Regions from separate parts of the Homo sapiens genome. Here region 1 is linked to region 2. A link is a contact called in ENCODE Hi-C data. All regions are on one chromosome and are shown on one strand. Each heading gives the region's core, a stretch centred on a gene start or an enhancer-like site at or near the end of the contact. The rest is flanking DNA. Distances are from core to core; before and after follow the strand shown. Region 1 holds the start of AK7 (adenylate kinase 7). Region 2 holds the start of LINC02292 (long intergenic non-protein coding RNA 2292).

What was found. A loop is a pair of places that touch in the nucleus more often than their neighbours do. Pooled maps may share reads with other maps.
Region 1: a map with no recorded cell type shows a loop between it and region 2 (5-fold over the local background). The contact joins the promoter of AK7 here to the promoter of LINC02292 in region 2. A Hi-C loop is called at or near these places in 2 of 37 single-sample maps with no recorded cell type and 6 of 50 pooled maps.

The regions. Positions count from the first base shown.
Region 1 is chr14:96,390,748-96,393,447 of GRCh38, reverse strand. AK7 (adenylate kinase 7) reads right to left here and starts at 1,320. Exons shown (of 18, transcript NM_152327.5): 1 at 1,189-1,320. The coding sequence starts at 1,293. RefSeq lists a silencer at 1,251-1,760.
Region 2 is chr14:95,328,288-95,330,987 of GRCh38, reverse strand. It overlaps LINC02292 (long intergenic non-protein coding RNA 2292), which reads right to left and starts at 1,404. Exons shown (of 3, transcript NR_110127.1): 1 at 1,320-1,404. It overlaps LOC105370637 (a long non-coding RNA gene), which reads left to right and starts at 2,116. Exons shown (of 2, transcript XR_944171.3): 1 at 2,116-2,700.

The DNA.
Region 1 (2,700 bases), core at 71-2,570, 1.1 Mb before region 2:
TCTGCCCTCAAGAACTGCGAGAGAATAATTTCTGTTTTATAAGGTCATCCAGTTTGTGGCAATTGGTTACCACAGCCCTAGAAAACTAATACAGATTGTACGTACTGTAGCCTCATCCTATTTTAAGCAGATTTGTCCTGTTCGAAAGTGCAGTCATTAGCCTCAGAGAAGTCTGTCCAGGGTGAGATTAGATTTCTCTGTAGCTCTAGAGGACAGAATTCAGATGGACGGGTCCTACCCACAGGGAATGATAAAATCATGGCTTTCTTTTGACAACTGATCATATTAGCATGAAGGGCCCCAGAGCCCTTTTTCTGAATATCTTCATTTTCCAGGGATAAAGACACAGAAAGGTGAGGAAACTTAATGGAACTCGGGGACCCAAACAGTGTCTGGTCCATAATAGATGCTCAAAAACCATATATTGAAGGGATGGATGAATGAAAAACGCTTCATGGGCAATATAAAAATTTGATTTACTCACGCCTGTAATCCCTTTTGGATTTACTCGGCCTGTAATTTGGGAGGCCGAGACGGGTGGGTCACGAGGTCAGGAGATCGATCGAGACCATCCTGGCTAACACAGTGAAACCCCGTCTCTGCTAAAAATACAAAAAATTAGCCGGGCGCGGTGTCGGGCGCCTGTAGTCCCAGCTACTCGGAGGCTGAGGCAGGAGAATGGCGTGAACCCGGGAGGCGGAGCTTGCAGTGAGCCGAGATCGCGCCACTGCACTCCAGCCTGGGCGACAGAGCAAGGCTCCGTCTCAAAAAAAAAAAATTGATTTATTTTCTCGTTTAGCTGCCTGCTTCAAAATCGATGGAAGGGTAGAAAGAGAACCTAGGAGGGGGCAAGAGACCTGGAGTCTCTGTCCAGGTTCTGGCCTCAACTCTCTATGTGATCTTGGGCAAGTCCCTGCCTCTTAGCCTCAGTTTCCCCTCATTAAAAGGAGGAACAGGGGATGGACCAGTGATTTCCAGACACCTGAGCTTCCATGTAGAATCTCTTGACCAGCCTGGGTGCGGACTGGGGTCCAGGGGGCATTGGTGGTGCCCAGGACGCGGGACCCTCCCTGAGGAAAGGCCCCGACAGCGCCCTGGGGCGCAGACCCTCGCTGGGTTTGCGGACCGGGGGCCGAGGGCTGGGAGCTGAGAGCTGGCGTGAGGCTCTGGGCCGCCGCCGCCGCTCACCTTCCCGATGTTTCCGCTGCTGTAGGAATCCAACAGGTTTATAAACACCCTCTGGGTCCGGATAACCTTCTCCGTGAGAGCAGCAGTTTCCTCTTCTTCAGCCATGGTGGGAGCCGCGCTGGTTGCTAAGGTGAAAGCGCCACTCGCTTGCCAAGGAGGCGGGGCCCGGGCCAGGGAGGCGGGGCAGGTTCTCTCTGGGGGCGGGGCCTTGGCTCCGGGCAGTTTGCCGGGCGGGGAGGGGCGTGTCGTGGGCGAAGCAGGGAGTGCCGGGCGGGGCGGTGCGTGTCGTGCCCGGCGCTAATCAGGGCGTGCCAGGCGGGACGGGGCAGGCTGTGCCGGTCGCTGGGCGGGGCGTGCCGGGTAGGGCGGGGCGAGTCGTGCCGGGGGGTTGGGCGGGGCATGCCGGGCAGGGCGGGGTGTGTAGTGCAGTGGGCTGGGCGGGGCGCGCCGGGCGAAGCGGGGCTCAGGGCTCGCAACTGCGCGCGCTGTCGGCTGCTGGGCGCCAGGCGGATGTCCCTGCGAGTGCTTTCCGCGGCGCCGCGCGTGCAGCCCGGGTCTCACCCTGGCTTGCTGCCCACTGGGAGCCCTTGGGCAGTGCATGGTTTCTTTCCGAAGCTCCCTGGGCGTCTGTCCCGGGGGGCCATGTGATTGCTGTGCCTTTTTAATCTCCATTGTTCGGAAAGTCTGGAAACACATCCCTGTGTCCGCTTGACCCGATGACTAAAAATAATGAGAATTCTGAAGAAGAGGGAATGGCCCACAGCCTAGGCCTCTCCCCGACACGTGGGAGTTACTCAGCACGCTCCCATGGGGTGGTCTGGCCGGGGCGACGGGACGTAAGCCTCAGCTGCGAAGAAAAGCTGTTGCCATGGAGTTTCGGGCTCCCGAACACCCGAGCGACGCTAGCGTGGTCCCGCCTTGCGGCAGGTGCGGCTTGGTCCGCCGGCTCAGCTCCCTTGGGGGTTGTTTCCAGACGCACGTTCCGGGAAGACCCCTGGTGTCGGCTGGGGGCGACCAGAGCCCGTAGGCGCCCGGGATTCGCTCACATTCACCAAGGGAAGAAATTTAGACTTGACCGTTCCACAAGAGATTATACATGCAGTTGCTGAGATAAATCCACAAATTAAAAGATAACATTCACCTCGGTGATCACTGGACCATAAAGGTTGTGGTGGACTAAGAATACGCAGTTCCCTTGGAATAGCCTGATCATATTGAACTGTTTTCATGCCTTAAGCATTAACTCCTTAAATGCAAATATTTAACACTTGCAGCAATTGTGTGTGCGTGGTTTCTTCTCGTTCTTTTTATTATTTTTAATAGAGACAGGGTCTCACTATGTTTGTTGCCCAGGCTAGTCTCTAACTCCGGAGCTCAAGAAACTCTCCTGCCTCGTCCTCCCAAAGTGCTGGTATTACAGGCATGAGCCACCACGCCAGCGTTCTTGTTCTTTTTATTTTTAATTTATTTTTTTGAGATGGAGTCTCGCTCTGTCACCCAGACTGGAGTGCA
Region 2 (2,700 bases), core at 155-2,654:
AAGGATAGCACGTGGTCCCTGCTGCGTGCCTACTCTGTGCCAGAAAAGTTCTCCACATCACGTGTATATTACTTCATTGAAAAATCACTGCTATCTGGGCGTGGTGACTCATGCCTGCAATCCCAGCACTTTGGGAGGCCAAGGCAAGAAGATTGCTTAAGGACAGGAGTTCGAGACCAGCCTAGCCAACATGGCGAAACCCCGTTGCCACTAAAAATACAAACAATTAGCCAGGTGTGGTAGCACATGCCTGTGATCCCAGCTACTCAGGAGGCTGAGTCATGAGAATCACTTGAACTCGGGAGGTGGAGGTTGCAGTGAGCTGAGATCATACCACTGCACTCCAGCCTGAGTGACAGAGTGAAACTCTGTCTAAAAATAAATAAATAAAAAATAAAAGTCACTGCCACCTCCATTTTACAAGAGGTACCGAGTGGATATGTTACTTCCCCAGGGCCTCACAGGGAGGAAGTGGTGGAGCTGGGATTTGAACCCGGGCTGTTGTTTTTGTAAAGGATCGAATAAATGCTGTGAATGTACTGATCTATGATAAGCTAGCTGCATGAGATGGAGACTCAGACACAGATGAAGCCAAAGCTGAGATGCAGAATTTACTGAGAAATCGCATTGTATCTCACAAGAGCAAATTGCTAAGCCCACCACGTATCCAGGCTGTGCCGTCCGATTGAAGAGCCTGTGCTCTGAACTCCATACAGCCTCCTTCCTGCAGCTGAGGAGCTGGAGGCCTACGGGAAAATGGGCTCTAGATGGCTGAGTTTCAACGGGAGCCTACCAGTGTCCCTCCCCAGCCTCGCACCTGCCGTGGCTCCATAACCAAGAACCCACTCTCCCTCTGGATCCGGCCCTCCACCCTTCCCTCCCAGCTCATATGCTTGGCCCAGGCTACACTGAGCTCCTGGACCACACCAGGCAGTTTCACACACAGCAGCTTTGCTCACCGGGCTCCCTTCACTTCCCTTGACCATTGCCCACCAGGAAAACATCCACTTATCTTTCTTGGCTTCATTAGGCCTCATCACCTCTACCAAGAGAACAACACTGGACACCAGATGCCCTTTGGGACACACCAGTGTGAGGCCACCCTCACCCTGCTGTGTGACCTTGGACAAGTGACTCAACTTCTCTCAACATCAGTTTCCCCATCTACAAAGTAGGAAAATGTTGTTTACCTCATGGTTTGTTGTACAAGTTAGAAAAAATGCACATCAAGCCTCTGACATGGCTTCTACTAAAAACATGGTACTTATTTTTAGAACGTTTTCCTGCCATCTGCCCCAGAAGAATTGAACTCTGTATACCTGTATACACCTCAGACTCTCTGGACATACTTGTGTCTTTTTTTGCTAGCACTTCTCACAAGCTGGCATCTTGTGTATTTTCCTCTGTTTATGTTCTGTCTCCTTCATTGCGGGACTTATTAAGGTGCAGCTCCTTGGGGGCAGGAATCTTGTCTGTCATGTTCATCACCGGATTCCAGGGCTCAGAATGCTGCCTGGCACTTGCTAGGTCCTCCATTAAAGTTGGCTGGTGAAATGAATGAACAAATAAAGGAATAAAAAAAGGAACAAATGAACCCATACCCACCTCCTGCATTAATCTTATCCATCAATCTGTCCCCAGCTCCCAGCCCAGTAACTGACATGTGTGTTCAGCGGGGATTATAGAACAAATCTTATCAATTCTGTGTTTATGCATTTATAAAACACAATTTAACGACGCACTAAATCAGATCAGCATGAATGAAGCTTTCCAGATGGGCACTGAACCAGGATTCTCTTTCTTCGTGTCTTGCTTTCTCAAAACTGGTCCACATTATCCTCCCCAGCAGCATAAGAACTGCCCAAATTGCCAGCCTTAGAATCATGAGCTAATTAATGAGACTGCTTTGAGTCACTGTGCTTTGCTTGTAGGTATGATCGCCCCACAGCCAAGACTAACTGATGCAACAGAGGAAGGGCTCCCCGAGGAGGGGAGGGCTGAGCTGGATCTGAATAACCAGAAGAAGACTAAGAGAAAGCAGTAAATTCCCGGTGGAGGAATTTCGAAGGTGTGTGTAGGAAAGTCATTTGGAAGGAGATAGGACAGCACTTTTTTTTTTTTTAACACCTTATTGAACATCCAGCCAGAAAATGTACAATTGGCAAACTACCCCCTAGAGAATAACACGCTTGTACGACCAGACCCATATGAGAAACAAAGCATGACCGGCACCCCAGAGGCACTCCTTACGCTCCTTCCATTTCCCACCTCCCTCCCAGGCTAACCACTATCCTGACTTTTCTCATCACAGATTGTGTTATTTTTGTAGCGTTTTTTCAACTGGACTCTGCATTGTGCATTATTTTGTATCTGGCTGCTTTCACCCCATGTTAGAGTTGTGAGACTCATCCGTGTTGTTCTCTCCTTTTCCTCTTGATAAATCGTATTCCATTATTTACCCATCCTCCTCCTGATGGATCTTTGGGCTGTGTTGGCTATGGAGAATAACACTGCCATGAATACTCCTGAACACATCTTTCAAGGAATATATTTGTACACTTTTTTTTTTCTTTTTTCAAGACGGAGTCACGCTCTGTCACCCAGGCTAGAGTACAGTGGCGTGATCTCGGCTCACTACAACCTCAACCTCCCAGGTTCAAACGATCCTCCTGCCTCAGCCTCCTGCCTCAGGCCTGGGAT